Linked DNA regions of Homo sapiens: region 2 is linked to region 1. Evidence: chromatin loops called from intact Hi-C (ENCODE). Cell type or tissue: PC-9. All regions are shown on one strand. Links, peaks and the distances in the headings refer to the core of each region. The heading gives the core; the rest is flanking DNA.

Region 1 (8,584 bases), core at 133-8,132:
AGTTTTTCCTCCAGCCAGCCAAACCTAAGCTAGGCACAAGGAGAAATTACCTTAGGCAGGCAGTGAAGCTCTACTCATCGCTATTCTGGGAGGATTGGGGTAGCAATCTTAATTCTTGTTTAGAAAAATGTAATATACCTACCTCACAACAAAGGTGACCGAACAGCACCTTTGAGGTGCCCTGAGCTCTCAGGAGGACAAGACGGGAATGAAAAGTCTTTTGAAAGGATGGTTTAAGTATCAAAAGATCTTAAGGATTAAAAGCTCCTCATGTGGGCCAAAGCTCCGGGTTCCAAGCTGTTTATTTTTGGCAAAGCCCCTTACTGAGACTTTGGGAGAAAGTTCTCAATGTGCCTTAAGCATTACATACCCTTGAGCAAAGAGTTCTAATGCAGAACAGTCTGAAAAAAGATAAAGGAACATTTAGCCAAATATGCTCAGAGTAATTCCAAGTGTGCGCAATGGAAACACACCTACAGGGTTGGAGGAGGTGAGGCTGGGCTGTAATAAGAAGTGCCTGTACTGACCCACTTCCTTCAAGGACTCTCTCAGGTAGGCCTGACAATTTCAAAGCCACACTCATCGTCAGTCTCCAAAGCCCTTCAAGTCACACTAAGGTCATGTTTATATAAGATTATTGTATGCTGAAGGAGTTCTAAACTGGCCTCCTGGTCTCTGCTGGTCAGCATTTGGGTGACAAGTCCAAGAGAGCCTATTCCCATATCAAAGACAAAGACCCCGAGGGCACTCATGTCAGACCCACCATCTCTGGTCTTACAGGGCCCAGGGAAGTGTGAGGAGAAATGAAGCAAGAAATGTCTCATGAGCATCAAACTCCTTTCACATGCCTTTGTTTTAAATAAACAATGGACAATGAAATCTTCCCTCATTAGAGAGGAGGTGTGTTCCCGGCAAAACTGCCAGCATTCTGAGTTTCTATTTCTTGGATGCCAGGGGCATGAATGGTGCAACACACACAGTTTATGATTATCAGGCCCCTGCAGGCCTTGGCCCCTTACACTGTAATGAAATGAACCACAGTGCCAAGTGAGACAGAGCGCAGGCAGGTCACCCTGTAAAAGGAACTGGTGTTCTTGCAACATCACTGCTTCAACTGCTAACTAGAAAGAAAAAATGTTCCAAAGGAAAAGAATGGGTGAAGGGAGAAGACATTCTGTGGGAGGAAACAGGTGGATTGTTTCAGGGTGCAAGGACACAAACTCCAAGAAGTCAGCCCAGGTACGAAAGGGGACAGGTGCAGGTTAAACATCAAAAACTTGAGTGCAGACCCTTTCAAAGAGGAAACCTGGGATTCATTTCGCTCATTACACATCTACTGTTGTGAACAATCTTTATCCTGCCTTGTTTGTACAGTGTCTGACAATCCAAAATTGGTTAGTGCAAAACAAAAGGGACAGAAAAGCCAAAGTGACATAGGAGGGCAAATCCATCTTTTGGGAGCTCCCCAATGGCCTGAGTGCTCCAGAACTGGAGTGGAAGATAGCTCCCTGTGGTGTCCCTTGTATTCTCTCAGAAACAACCAAGGGCCTGGCTCTTCAAACATGGGACTGCGGTTCTAACGTTCTCTTGTTTTAATTACTTAGATATCCTCATACCTCTGCGACTTTTCTGACTTCATCCAAGAAGAATATGAATTTGCCAATTTTGTTTCAAGTTCCAGATGTTTTATCTAAGGTACTAAAAAATTTTTGTTGAAATGAAACCAACAGCAGTTCTAGAATGACATAGAATATGAATACATGTCCCATCTCCTTAGCACAGCCCTGTGCTTGGTACACCATCAATGTTCAATAAATATTTGTTAAATGAAATGAATGGCCCCACCCCCCTCACTATGTCTCAAGTGCCTTAGGGTCCCAGTCCACTAGAACTAAGAATACAGGCATAAGGTTAGAATCAACAAAACAGGAAACTAAAAATTAGTATGGAGGAATCTGCCCCAAGACTTCCAGGGAATGCCTATCAGCCTGTGACTGGAACCAATCTGGAGTCTCTACTGCCTCCCCCAAAGGATTGCTTATGTCTCCCACCTACAACTCCCTACACCTGTGGAATTTTACATTAAAAACTCCTCATTTCCCCTCCACCATGACCGGCTGCCAGGTGACCCTCGGTGTCACTGTGGAGCAAGCACACAGGCTACAGTGCTTGGGTAGTCAGAACCTCCCTGAGGTGGAGAAAGAGAGAAAATATATGGTGAGATAAGCAATTTTTTCACCTGAAAAATTGCACATTCCTCACAGGGCTGTCATAGGCAGTGCCTGAAGCAGCGTCCTAAGGCACTCGACACGGTGCCCCACCCAGAGCAAGAGCTCAGTGAATGTGAGCCACAATTATTAGGAGCCCTGGTGTCAGTCAATATATGTTTACGGAGGCCTTTGTATTTGCTTTAATACATCAGAGATGAGTGAGTCAGCCGCAGCTACACAGATGAGTGAGCAGACAGGACAGGGACACAACTGAGAATGCGTCTCAGAAACAGGGCACAGCACTTGTGAGAGAAGGTGGGAGCAAAGGTTACCCCCAGGTTGGGCAAGCAGAGTGGAAGTGAGGGAATGATTCAAGAGGAAGTGGCATCTGCACTGGACCTAGAAGATACTGTTTTCAAGTGGAGGGAAGAGCCAGGGGTGGAGGAAGAACTGGAAAGAGAAGAGAAGATTATCAGCAAAGAGGTGGAGACTGAGTGTGCAGGAGGAAATGCCTGAAGAATATCAAGGAATTCTGAGCATACATGAAAGGGAAACAAGGACGCGGCTGGGCCCAGCTAATGCACACAGGGCCCAACAGACAAGAGCAGAGAGGACACATTGAAGGTTTTCAACACCGGAGTTTCAGGGTCCAAGCTTTGCTTAAGAGTCATCTCTTAGTCCCCCTAACACCCTGGACAGGCAAGTAGGTAACATGGCCACCATGACGTGCACTGGGTAGAGGTGGGGGATGAGCGGGGAGGCAGGACTGGCTTAGCAATTGCTGCAGAACCAGCAAGAAGCCTTCCAGTCATCAAGTCGCTGTGAACTTCCTATTTAGACAGGTCTCACCTGCCGCTGAATGCCTCCTCATCTCAGGTTTGTTCTGGGTCTCTGTACTGTGGCAACCTGGGCACTAGGACACCAGGCCCCAGCCTGGCTGGAGTGGAGAATGGGGAAGGAAAGCCAATGCTAACGACCAGTAGGAGTGAGAGGCCATTCTCCAGCAGGGTATAGCGGTTTTTGTGGCTGCAATATTCATAGTTAGCCACTAGATGACAGTTAAGAGCAACAGCTTCCAGCTGCGCAGCCCAAAGGGCTCCTGGGAGGCCAGTTTCCCGGCTGACCCGTGAGAAGTCCCAAATAGGTTGCTCTTATTGGGAGAGAACACAGGCCCCTCAGCCTCACCCTCACTCTCATCCTGTTAGGGGCTGACCCTCCACTGATTTGCACATGAGAAAGAGTCACCCCTGCAGATTGAAACACAAGTAGGGAACCCGGGATCCTTGCTCTGTTGGGGCACCAGGCCAGTACCTCCAGTCATATTCTTTCCCGTCACACAGACGTCCTCAAATTTGAATCTGGCTCCCAGAGTCTACTGCGTGTATGAAGGCCTGCACGTATGTGCCATGAGGTAAACGTGGATTCAGCTGGCAGCTGCTCCCTTCTGGAAAGAAACTGTTGTGTTTCAAGGGAGTAGAATGTACTGTGGACAGGATCTCTTCCTTCATTCTCTAAATCAGGGACCTGACAAGAAGCTGCTGGCAATCCGGAGGCCAACTGGAGACCCCGGACCCTGTGCAGAGGTGCAAAGCTCCTGCCACCTGGCTGCGTTCCTCTTCACCGTCACAGGTCAAAGGGCAGAACTTTAAACACCCACTTACTCCTCCCCTGCCCCGGAGCAGCCCCGTGCCTGAGGCAGGTGCACGTGTGCCTGGAGCAGTATTTCCTAGTGACTAGACAAAGGGGAGACAGGCTCAGAGACACAATAACAGGAAGAGGGAGACAGAAAGCAAGATAGAAACACACACACAGAGATGAGGGACAAAAAACACAAGACAAAAGGAGAGGCAGGTCTGTCAAAGAAGAAAGATTTTTAGTGAAGACAAATGAAGCCTAAACATTTCCTCGTTTAAACATCTACTGTGGAGAAGCTTCTTCATTTTCTCCTGCCATTTGCAGGCATCCACTCACGACTCCTCAAGATGCTGAGAAACAGAAAGGTGCATCATGATAGTTGGCTAACTGGGCCAAAAGGTGACTGACTCAGTGATCCAAGGCAAAGGAACAGCAGGTGTGTGGGGGTGACCCGGAAAACTGCAGCTGGAGACTCTGAAATCTCTTTGCCCACTTGCTGGTACTGGGTGTAAATTAACTAGAGCTCCTCAGTTACTAATAGATTATAAAATGCCACTCCACCCTCTCAATTCCTGCCCCCACTCTCTCTCTACTCACTTTGATCTGGGTTTGTTCTTCCAGTCTAATGAGTCAGAGTGAAGATAAGAACACTATTTATTTTGCTTTTAGCAGACCTGTGGCAAAAAGCCCTGGCTAAAAAGACTGTGCAGTAGCAGAGGCATAGCTGGGGAAGATGTATAGGATGTTTACTTTCTATTTTCTCACCACTAAGAACTCTCTTTTTATTATTTCTCTCACATTGACTAAATTTTCAAAGCTCATAACTACCAAGGAAACTACCTCATATACTCCTAAGTCATTTTCATATTTATATTGCTTATGTTGATCTAGTGCATATAATTACAAATACAATTTTTAAAGAGAATATTAAATGCTATTGACCTAAAATAGTGATGGTAATAAAAATCAAATTTAATAAGTCTGAATGTAGGGATATGGATATTATTTTTTATACATTTTGGGTTTTTTTAAGTATATTCAGCTTTATTTTTTTAAATGGCTGATATTTTCAGATAGAAGGAACATGTGTAATATCATAAGGTTTTTTTTGAATATTGAAATTGTTCTTTGAGCACTACTTTTGGGATTCTATGTGGTAGAAATAATTCTGCCTTTATATGGATTCTTTTTTTTTTTTTTTTTTTTTTGAGACGGAATCTCACTCTGTTGCCCCAGGCTGGAGTGCAATGGCACGATCTTGGCTCACTGCAACCTCCGCCTCCCAGGTTCAAGTGATTCTCCTGCCTCAGCCTCCTGAGTAGCTGGGATTACAGGCGCATGCCACCACGCCTGGCTAATTTTTGTATTTTTAGTAGAGAGGGGGTTTCACCATGTTGGTCAGGCTGGTCTCGAACTCCTGACCTCATGATCCGCCTGCCTTGGCCTCCTAAAGTGCTGGGATTACAAGTATGAGCCACCATGCCTGGCCTTTATATGGATTCTAAGAGTTTACTCTTCCCCTGAGGAAACATAATCCTTTTTATCCAAAAACTTTCTAGCCGACTGAAGTTCAATAGATGTGGTATTGGACAAATCTCTTAACCTTTCTGGGTCACAGCTTTCTCCTGGGTAAATTGAAAGATTTGAACCAAGTGTCCTATCAGGTCTCTCTCAGTTAAGTTACAAGTGGGAAGGAGAAAAGAAACAGAGGTGTTGAAGGAAAGGACAGAGGCAAATGTGTCAGTACTCCTCACAGGGTGCTTGTGAAGCCTGTTTTAATCACAAGCTGGTGCTTACATTTTTGTTTTTTATGTGAACAGGTGTGTAAGAGAGAGAAAGAAAGGGAGCGAAAGAGAGAAAGAAAGGAGAGTAGAGGGAGAGGGAGATGGAGAGAAATATATTTCTCTGTTTCTTTACCAAGGGTTCAAGAAGGCCATGGCCTTGGGCCATGAGTCAGCCCTTAGACACCGCAGCAGATATTGTCCTAGGGTATGAGGATGTTTCCAATTGTCAAATGTGTTTTTGGCTTCTGGGGACTGGCTGAAATCTGCATCATACCTTGGCCAGGCTACACATAGGTTGCTGTCACTCTCCTGTCACAACTGCCATCTGCTATCCAGAGGACAGCTGCTTGGGAAATGAGGGCCCCATTAACATTCCAGTGCCTCTGGCTCTAGACCTGATAAAACCAGAGCATTGTACTGTGAATGTGGACAATTCCCTCTCCATTCCTGTTATTGCTGCTGAGCTGGTCGTAAGGAAACCGAGTGAGAAGGGAATGCAACAGAAGAAAAAGACCAAAGACCTGGGTTTCAGGGCTGGGAAAGAAAGCAAGACAGAATGGAGGAAATGAGGCCTGCAGGACATGGCGTCTCAAATGTTTGCGTCGCCTTTAAAGTAGCCTGTCACAGCTGCCTTCCACGACTCTTCAATGCCCTCATCCCTTCTCCAGATAGAAATGGAGCAGCTCTTCTTGGAGGCCAGGCTTCAGCTGATAGCAAGTCTGAGGTAGAGTACAGCACAGATCAAAGATTGCTTTTTACCTTTAAATGTAAAGTGTAAAGGGACAGGATTAGAGCATCCGCCTCTGTCTTTTTGAACACAAAGACCATTATCGGTAGGGGAAGGGAGACTTGGAGAGTTTATATGATTGACAAAAGTCACCCAAGTTGTTTGTGAGCCAGGACTGGAACAGAGCTTTTTGGGCGTCTAGCCAGTGTTCTTCCCCAGTGCATTACATAGAATGAATTTGTTGTACTACAACACTAATGTTCTGTAACGTTTCCCTGAAGACCGTGTTACAATAGTGATCTTCATTTATATATGTATTTTTCGTTTTATATATTTAGGTTGATTGTGTCTATATTTAGACCTCATAATTTAAATTGCTTACAATGACTCATTCATTTGCCCAATGTTTGTTGAATACTTGCTGTGTGCCAGGTTCTATCATAGGTTCTAGGAATACAAAGATGTGTAAAACATGATTCTTGCTCTTAAATATAATAACTCTCAGCCCGGTGGAGGAAATAAACACATTTAAAATCAAGAATAGTGCAAATACAAAGAAAGCTAGACCAAGTTTATGATGCAATCAAAGAGGCAGGCACCCAACTGAGGTTAGGAGGGTGAGAAATGGTAGCAGCCCAGGAGAAAGGTTTTCTGAGGATGTAACACCTACACTATGTCTTAAATGAGTAGCTATCAAGGCCAGGTGGGACAATATATAAGCATTTCATCCCTCAGATTCTAAGAGATGACAGTCATTATGTTATGGGACTCTGTACTCACATTTACAGTTGTCATTAACCTAGCAAGATCTTGCAATGCACTTTGGGGATCTTGCAAATAATATCTGTTGCTTGATTTGCAATGAGCTCTGAGATTCCACTTCCTATAGGGTCTAATAGTAGTCTTAGCAGAAACCAGAAGTCTGGAAAAAGGTGAAGGAAATAATTTCAGTGAAGAACTTATATCTCTACTAAAAACAAACCTGCCCAAGAATTCTTCCATATCTGCCTCCCCTTGTCCAGGTCTTCCTCATCCCTTCAGACTGAGTACAAATTCCACTTCTAGGAAGCCTTTCCTGATTTCTCCAATCAGAAGTGGTCTCTCTGTTTTCTGAAGGCACAGAGGTATTAGTGCCTCTTGTATGATATCTAGTGTGTCCTACCTTAATTGCAGTTTCAGAAATGTACCTCACTCTCATACCTCAAAGATGTGAGGGATGGAGGGAGGAGCTGGAGCTTCAGGGGATATCACCCCCAGGGGTATCAGGAAGACATGGTAGAAAGTTGAATCAGCCCAAAGCAGAGGAGTCAATATCCACAGACATTTCCTCTCTAGTCTCTCTTCTCACTCCATTCAACCTCCCACCAGACAACCTGTCCATCCCAACCTACATTCACTTACCCGAAGCTGATTTGCTAGATTATTCTTCCAGGTTGTTGTATAGTGTTTCCTGGGCTTGCAACACCCTCACCATCCTTGTTCACTCCACAAACACCTACCCAAGCATTGCCTGTTTTTTTTTACCCTTCTCAGACCCTTCCCTCTCTGCCCCACCCCCAGTTAAGCTCAATGACCCCTTTCAGCTTCACTGGAGCCTCGATATATTTCTGTTGTAGCACCTTCAACACCATCATACTTCTTGATGTATAGGCTACTGGATGGTGAGCAGCTTGAGGTCACAAACTATGTCTTATTTATTTAAATGTCTCCAGTACCTAATGAATGGGTAAATGAATGAATTTGTATTCTTCTTTTGTCTTCCTTAGAAACTTCCTTCCAGAAACTTTGCTTTATTCGTCGGTATGACCCCCGTCACAGCACCCTTTACTTGGTAGCCTCACAATAGATGTTTACTGTTGAATGAATGAATCTAGTTATTCACACACATACTTTGACATACCAACCCACAACATTGTAATACTGAGTTGATTCTTTTTAGAATGCCCTATAAAAATGAAGTGTATTTTAAATGTTTCTCAAAAGAATCCAACTTTGTTAACAGTTTTTAGCCCTCAAACCCCCCATGATGCATCACCTAAGTGCCATATGTCTCTCACAGGATGAAGCTACTTGCAGAACAATCTGGCAAAGGTCATCCTAGGAGCACACCTCAGGAACTCCTCACTTTCTGTTCCTCCTCTTTCTGTTCCCCACACTTCCCAGGGCAACAGGAATGGGTCAAGGCACACCATGTAGTGATGGGCCAGCAAGCGGATCAAAGGAAAGAG
Region 2 (8,584 bases), core at 137-8,136, 140 kb after region 1:
AGGCTAATCATTGAAAATGTTTTCTGCTTTTTTTTGGATAATCTCTGTTTTGTTTTTACCTGTGATAATCACATAATGTAGGAAAAGCATTTGCTTTTTTACACTTTTTTAAAATTTTAAACTGTAGAGAATTTTTAAAGAAAAATAGGTTTTTCTGTAAAATAAGAATTTTGGTCATCACATTTTTTTCCCTGTCCCAGTACAGACTGTATGTTGAGTTATACTTGAGTTTATAGTATGCTGAAGACAGTGTTTTGGTAAAGTGTCTAGGGAAGTTTTACAAGAAAAGTATATTTAAGGCCAGGCGCGGTGGCTAACAGCTGTAATCCTAGCACTTTGAGAGGCTGAGGTGGGCAGATTTCCTCAGCTCAGGAGTTTGAGAGCAGCCTGGGCAACACAGTGAAACCCTGTCTCTACTAAAATACAAAAAATTAGCTGGACGTGGTGGCATGTGCCTGTAGTCCCAGCTACTCGGGAGGCTGAGGCAGGGGAATTGCTTGAACCTGGGAGGCAGAGGTTGTTGCAGTGAGCCGAGATTGCACCACTGCACTCCAGCCTGGGCAACAGAGCAAGACTCCGTCTCCAAAACGAAAAGTATATTTAAATATAAAATTCCTTTTGAACATAAAAATTTAGATACACACTTTACACTTTTGGCTAAAATTTATTTGTGTCCTATATTGGACTTTAGTTGTGAGGTGAATACAAAAGTAACCAGTCAAAAAATGCAAAAGATCATTCTAAATGATTTTTTGACTATCTGATATTAATTTATATTAGAATATTTAGGTATTTGGTACTTTTTCTGATTGAATTTTGTTTTAGATGCCATTCTAAATATGGTGAATATTGCTGCTAATATTCTGGGAGCAAAAACTGAAGACCTGACAGAAGGTACCTAATCATTTTATGGGTCTTTTAAATAGCTGGTACTCCAGGGATCCTTATATTTAGGAAAATCAAGTAATGAGTTAAGAAAATTTGATTGTTTACATTTAGAAATATAGAAATAATTCAGAGGAACTTACCAATCTTTATTATTCATTGTTTATTTGAATTTCACAAGTTCTGTTTTATAAAAGAATACTGTCTATATAAAACTTATGAATTTGCCTTTTGACTTCTCCTAGCTCTAATATTAATAGCAATGATTTTATTCCTTATCTCTTTACCGAGATTTTGATGTCCTAATGGTACTTCAAGTATGTTATTCTTTTATGTGTTAAATAGCTACTTGATTTAGAAAGCCATCTTTTCCTTAGAGAATGACAGATGATAATATTTTTGGCAAGAAGAAACAGTCTTGCCTTTTTGTTTTTTTAAAAAATGCTTAGATCCAAGTGAACACTTAAAATGACTCATTTATTTCCTCTCATTTAACAACTCTTTCAGTATCTAGAAGGCATATTAATCACGTAAGGTTACACAACATTCATAGTCACCTGACTTGATTTAATTATCTGAGAAATTGAGAAACGATATATATTACTTGTGATCTTATATGATCATTTCTTCCTAAAAGAACTTTGATTTTTTAAGAAAAAGTCTGCAGTAGCAAACCTATTTGGCTTTTTTCTTCTCTTCCAAGAAATTTGTTTTAGTAAAATATTTTCATGGTACAGCTTTTAAAATTGAACTCAACATTGGGCATCTTTCTTAAAATAGGAAATAAAAGTATATCTGAGAATGCCACTGCCACAGCTGCACCTAAAATGCCTGAATCAACTCCTGTTTCAACTCCTGTTCCATCTCCTGAGTAAGTTATAATGTGATATTAAATAGAATTTTGTTACAATGGAGAGATAAGTATATTAGTATAAAAAAAGGAATTTGTGATTTGTGTGTGAAATGATTACCTGTAGAGAGCTCTGAATCATAGGATAGACATTCTGTGGCCACTTAGAAAATCTGAGTTGCTTCTTCCCATTAGTGTATATGCATACTGGGAATATAATTCAGATCAAACTTTTTTTGGGGGGGGTATTATATATTACTTTCATTATTCACAACAGTGACTCTTTTCCATACTGGAAATAATTGACCTTACTCTGCAGGTATAGGCTTGAGGACAAATTTTAAAGGCCCCCCCTTTTTTTTATTAAGTTCAAGTTTAAAAGCATTGATCTGTGGTATCCCTAGAAAGCTACCAAAATACCTAGAGCAGTGGTTCTTGAATAATGTATTTGCCACACAGCAAGCTCTTAACTGTTCCATTTCTCTGAATCATGTAGGCCTTTCCCCAGGTTGCAGTGGGGACACTTTGGGCAGGGATGTATCTAAATAGGTAATAGATATATCTTTTACCTTTTTTGTCTTTTCTGCCAGAGGTGGTTACTTTAGTTGGTACCTCTACTTCTTACCTATAATAAATAATAAGCTTATAATGATTTGGATAATCAGGTAGTTATTGTAGACTTAATTTATGTATATTTCATTAGATACACTCCCTACAAAACTTTGCAAGTCCTTTATCTTAGAACAACTCTACTTAAAGAGTATAAGATATTTGAAATGAACCACTTAGTTCAAGATAGTATGTAATGAGACCTGCAGTGGGTATGCTTTGAACTGCAATTCCTGAGAACTATACTATTTCAAAAATGATATTTTGATGCTTTGAAAGGCATAGTGAGAAAATTATATTATCCTGTGTTAATCCTGAAAGTTACTGGAGATATTTATTGGGTAATTAGAAAATATAGCGTATGTGTTATTGATTCTGAAAAGGACCTAAGAAATCTATTGGGGATAGAGACATTCTTGGTGTTTCTAATTATGTGGAGCTGTGATTGCTGTTCCTGATTTTGTAACTAGGTTTCTTCAGTTAACAACACGCTATGTCGTATTTTTCAAAACTAAATAAAACTGATTTGGTTTTTTATATATATATGTACACACTTTCATACACATATGTGCACAAGTAGGAATATTTGTTGAAAGCTGTAGTCACAGGCTAACGTAGCAGTTTTTATTTTTCCATATTAGTTTTTTAATAGATATTTTTGCATAATTTCTTATTCAGTATTTCTTCATGTTTGTCTTAAATTCTTTTTAATGCTTTTGAAGTAATCTTTTGAAGCAAATATGTGAAAATGAAGGAATCCATGATAGGATGTCACTGTTAAAGTTACGGAAAGCCAACTTATTTTCTTTTCCTAGGTTTTAGTAGGTTTTGCCATGTGAATTTGAGAAAAAACTTTTAAAGTATATTTCTGATTACAGTGTGTATGATGGGATATAACATCTGTATTCAGTATTTTTTACCAAATTCAATATAATTTTTCTCTCTCCCCTTCTTCAGACATTACTTGTTTTTACTGTCATAAATTATTTGGTAGAAAAGCAATATATTACCTGAATATGTAAGAAATATTATTAGAGACTAAATATATATGGCTATAAATATCTTTTTATTTACCGAAGTGTAGTCTAATTATGTTTTAATTTGGTCCATTTACTGTTTTACTACCAAAATGAAAGTCTACATCATAGATACTATTTTATTACTTTCTTCTGTCTTTGCTATTGTGACATTAGTCTTTATTTGAAGACATTTCCTGGCATGCTTAGTAATTTTTCAGAATGGGAAAATGTGTGTTTGAGCATAATTATTTTTGGTATTGAAATTACCATATTTTTTCATATTGGACTTTTTATGTATAAGGCTACACCCAGTAATTAACTATCTTTATCTTGGAAGGAATCACAAGCATTATAATTTATAACACTGTCCCCATAAGCTTCATCCCCCCACTCTCCTGTATGCCACATACATACTCCACAGCCTCAAAATGGGATAGAATATTAATAGTGGCACTAGTAGTTTAATAGCAGCACTGTTAGCATATCATAAGCCAGAATTGTTATTAAAGTGGTTAGGTATTTGGCTTAGAAGATTAGCCTAGATGATAGCAAAATTATTTTAGGAAGGGAGATATGTTTCTTGTCCTTAAAGTAGATAATCCTATGTGTGTAGGTGTGTGTGTGCGTTGTGTGTTTAATGCTGTATTGGAGTTCCTCAAATCATTCTTAGAAAAATTATGTTTGAGACCAACCTAGCTGCCTTTTGAAAATAGGGTATTCAAGTACAAAGTGCACTCATAAATATTAAGAATCCTAGATTCTAGTTTTAGCTCTGGACCTTATTTAAGCTAGTTTATTAAGCTAGCTCTTAGTTGGCTTAATTTCTGATGTGTAAGGGATAGTGAAGCTTGTAAAGATTCAGTGAATATTTATGAGAGGAAAGGAACACTACATTCAGTGAATGGAAGTATTCACTTAGAAACAATTCTTAAACAGATTAAAAGAAAGCAAGTTTGATATGGTAAATATGGTGGTTTGAGTCATCTGGCTAGTCACTTGATAAATAGTATTTCTCTTATCATTTCTGAGCAGTATTTGTTTTTATAATAAAAGTGTTTTGTAGGTGAAACATTTATCCAAAAACAAATTTCTTCTATATTTCCAACCTTTTATCTTCTGTATGGATACATTTATTTTTCTTTAACATATTTCAACTTTAGACTTCTAAGTAAGTGATTTATAATTATGATATATGTATTTCTAGGTATGTAACCACTGAAGTACACACACATGACATGGAGCCGTCAACACCAGATACTCCAAAAGAGAGTCCCATTGTACAGTTAGTTCAAGAGGAGGAAGAGGAGGCAAGTCCATCTACAGTGACCCTTCTGGGCAGCGGTGAACAGGAAGATGAATCATCACCCTGGTTTGAGTCAGAGACACAAATATTTTGCAGTGAACTGACCACAATTTGTTGTATTTCTAGTTTTTCAGAATACATATATAAATGGTGTTCAGTTAGAGTTGCTCTTTATCGGCAGCGCAGCCGAACTGCTTTGAGTAAAGGAAAAGATTATCTTGTGTTAGCTCAACCACCCTTACTACTTCCTGCGGAATCAGTAGATGTTTCAGTATTGCAACCTCTGAGTGGAGAATTGGAAAATACGAATATAGAAAGGGAAGCTGAAACTGTTGTTCTGGGTGATTTAAGTAGTAGTATGCACCAGGATGACTTGGTGAATCACACTGTAGATGCAGTTGAACTTGAACCAAGCCATTCTCAAACTCTTTCTCAGTCTCTTCTTTTAGATATTACCCCAGAAATCAATCCCTTGCCTAAAATAGAAGTATCTGAGTCTGTTGAATATGAGGCAGGACATATACCATCACCAGTGATTCCCCAAGAGAGTTCTGTTGAGATCGATAATGAAACAGAACAAAAGTCTGAGAGCTTTAGTTCTATAGAGAAACCATCTATTACCTATGAAACAAATAAAGTTAATGAGTTAATGGATAATATTATAAAAGAAGATGTGAACTCCATGCAAATTTTCACAAAGCTGTCTGAAACAATAGTGCCACCAATAAATACAGCCACTGTACCCGACAATGAAGATGGGGAAGCCAAAATGAATATAGCTGACACAGCAAAGCAAACTTTGATTTCTGTTGTGGATTCTTCTTCATTACCTGAAGTAAAAGAAGAAGAACAGTCTCCAGAAGATGCCCTTTTGAGAGGGTTACAGAGGACAGCTACAGATTTTTATGCTGAATTGCAAAATTCTACAGATCTAGGATATGCTAATGGAAATCTTGTACATGGATCAAACCAAAAGGAGTCAGTATTTATGAGACTTAATAATCGTATTAAAGCCTTAGAAGTTAACATGTCTCTCAGTGGTCGCTATCTGGAGGAGCTTAGCCAAAGGTAAGCTTTATTATGAATTAGCACAGTCAGCTTCACACAGTGAGTTAAGCAGCATAGAGTATGACCTGTGATTACAGGAGAGGATTTAATTATCTCATGATATAATAGAGGTAAGCGCAATTTTAGCAAGAGAGAGAAAGAAAGCTACTTGAATGCTGATCAGTGCCTTAATGAATTGATTTTTTGTTTTTAATTTTAAAAGTACTTTCCAGTGACAAAACACTTTTATTAGGCTGGCAACAAGTTTGAATTATCTATACTCACTTTCACCTTTTTTCGGTTGCTTAACTTTAGCCACTTTTTCTGCTTGATTCCCAGAGGGCTCATGGAAAAAAATGATAGTATATAGACCTTAAAGCTTTTAGTGGAATTTGACCAGATATCACTTAAGAGTTTAGATAAGTGAAGACAGAGATGGACTGAACTGGATGATTGGGCACATTTGCAGTTTGCTCTCTTTTAAACAGGTCTCGGCATCCTAGTTCTAGTTGTAATAATTTCTGCTTTTAAGTGCCAGAGACAGTGCCAATTCATTAAGACACCAGGCCTGGCTTTTTAAACCTATTTACTCTTTTTTTTATCCTCTGTGTGTCCATTGTCTGTCCTTAGGGCTTCTCTACCAACGTTTTGCAAACATCTAGGCACAAGTGTCCAGAGTTCCTGAAACACCACCTTTTCTTACATCTCTTAAATTGAAATGCCACTAATAAGGTGTCACCAAGGCAGTCTTATATCTGAAGTAGGAAATTTTTCTAATCCATACATAGAATTAATTGGCTAATCATGTGTGTGTGTGTGTTCATGTGTAACATGCCCACTTAGCTACCCCATACCTGCTCTTACTTTTCCCTACCTCCATCTGCATCCCAAGGGAACCACAGAAATTACTAAATTTTACATAGCAGAAGATAAATAGAATTGTATTGCATAGGCCTGAATAAGAGTCACTTTCAGAAAAATAGATTTGTCTCATATATCAAAATCAGAAGTATGTTTCCATTACTAAGTGGAATAAGTAAGAAATTAAAGCTGATTTAGACCAATTCTTACTTCATAGGTACCGAAAACAAATGGAAGAAATGCAAAAGGCTTTCAATAAAACAATCGTGAAACTTCAGAATACTTCAAGAATAGCAGAGGAGCAGGTTGGTTTCTACATCCCTTATTTACTTTTTATATAAATTTCCACTGAATTCTGTAGGGTCTCACTGGTAAACAGTAAGTATTGTAGTTTCACTTTTTCCCCCTGCTAGCTGGTGTTTAAGCCTGTTATATTAATGTGATGTCATGTTTGGAAAGTTACATAGCTATTAGCATCATTATCTTCTGTAGAGAAAGATTTGTTTAATTTTTTTTTTAATTATACTTTTAAGTTCTAGGGTACATGTGTACAACGTGCAAGTTTGTTACATATGTATACAAGTGCCATGTTGGTGTGCTGCTGCTGTACCCATTAACTCGTCATTTATATTAGGTATATCTCCTAATGCTATCCCTCCCCCCTCCCCCCACCCCACAACAGGCCCTGGTGTGTGATGTTCCCCACCCTGTGTCCAAGTATTCTCATTGTTCAATTCCCACCTATGAGTGAGAATGTGCAGTGTTTGGTTTTCTGTCCTTGTGATAGTTTGCTCAGAATGATGGTTTCCAGCTTCATCCATGTCCCTGCAAAGGACATGAACTCATCCTTTTTTATGGCTGCATAGTATTCCATGGTGTATATGTGCCACATTTTCTTAATCCAGTCTATCATTGTTGGACATTTGGGTTGGTTCCAAGTCTTTGCTATTGTGAATAGTGCCACAGTAAACATACGTGTGCATGTGTCTTTATAGCAGCATGATTTATAATCCTTTGGGTATATACCCAGTAATGGGATTGCTGGGTCAAATGGTATTTCTAGTTCTAGATCTCTGAGGAATCGCCACACTGTCTTCCACCATGGTTGAACTAGTTTACAGTCCAACCAGCAATGTAACAGTGTTCCTATTTCTCCACATCCTCTCCAGCACCTGTTGTTTCCTGACTTTTTAATGATTGCCATTTTAACTGGTGTGAGATGGTATCTCATTGTGGTTTTGAATTGCATTTCTCTGATGACCAGTGATGATGAGCATTTTCTCATGTGTCTGTTGGCTGCATAAATGTCTTCTTTTGAGAAGTGTCTGTTCATATCCTTTCCCTACTTTTTGATGGGGTTGTTTGATTTTTTCTTGTAAATTTCAGTTCTTCGTAGATTCTGGATATTAGCCCTTTGTCAGATGGGTAGATTGCAAAAATTTTCTCCCATTCTGTAGGTTGCCTGTTCACTCTGATGGTAGTTTCTTTTGCTGTGCAGAAGCTCTTTAGTTTAATTAGATCTCATTTGTCAATTTCAGCTTTTGTTGCCATTGCTTTTGGTGTTTTAGTCATGATGTCCTTGCCTATGCCTATGTGCTGAATGGTATTGCCTAGGTTTTCTTCTAGGGTTTTTATGGTTTTAGGTCTAACATTTAAGTCTTTAATCCATCTTGAATTAATTTTTGTATAAGGTGTAAGGAAGGGATCCAGTTTCAGCTTTCTACATATGGCTAGCCAGTTTTCCTAGCACCATTTATTAAATAGGGAATCCTTTCCCCATTTCTTGTTTTGGTCAGGTTTGTCAAAGATCAGATGGTTGTAGATGTGTGGTATTATTTCTGAGGGTTCTGTTCTGTTCCATTGGTCTATATCTCTGTTTTGGTACCATTACCATGCTGTTTTTGTTACTGTAGCCTTGTAGTATAGTTTGAAGTCAGGTAGCATGATGCCTCCAGCTTTGTTCTTTTTGCTTAGGATTGTCTTGGCAATGTGGGCTCTTTTTTGGTTCCT

What was found. Peaks named below come from ENCODE experiments on the same cell type or tissue, not always from the same donor. Only the 100,000 strongest peaks of a DNase experiment are listed, where the experiment ranks them.
Region 2: it touches region 1 in a loop (4-fold over the local background); 9 of 110 quality-filtered maps call a loop at or near these places.

Annotation. Positions count from the first base shown.
Region 1 is chr1:172,446,837-172,455,420 of GRCh38, forward strand. It overlaps C1orf105 (chromosome 1 open reading frame 105), which reads left to right. Exons shown (of 7, transcript NM_139240.4): 3 at 1,605-1,695. Among named protein-coding and RNA genes, the nearest start is that of PIGC, 7.1 kb to the left of the region's middle. In PC-9, for the core only: CTCF peaks have their summits at 3,283 (motif pointing right) and 3,487; DNase peaks (open chromatin) are centred at 1,005, 2,365 and 4,465; H3K4me3 peaks cover 1,312 bases; H3K27ac peaks cover 4,388 bases.
Region 2 is chr1:172,584,193-172,592,776 of GRCh38, forward strand. SUCO (SUN domain containing ossification factor) reads left to right here. Exons shown (of 24, transcript NM_014283.5): 16 at 826-894; 17 at 1,666-1,756; 18 at 4,568-5,734; 19 at 6,792-6,879. Among named protein-coding and RNA genes, the nearest start is that of SUCO, 55 kb to the left of the region's middle. In PC-9, for the core only: no CTCF peak of the experiment used is centred there; DNase peaks (open chromatin) are centred at 1,899 and 4,759; H3K4me3 peaks cover 1,498 bases; H3K27ac peaks cover 3,900 bases.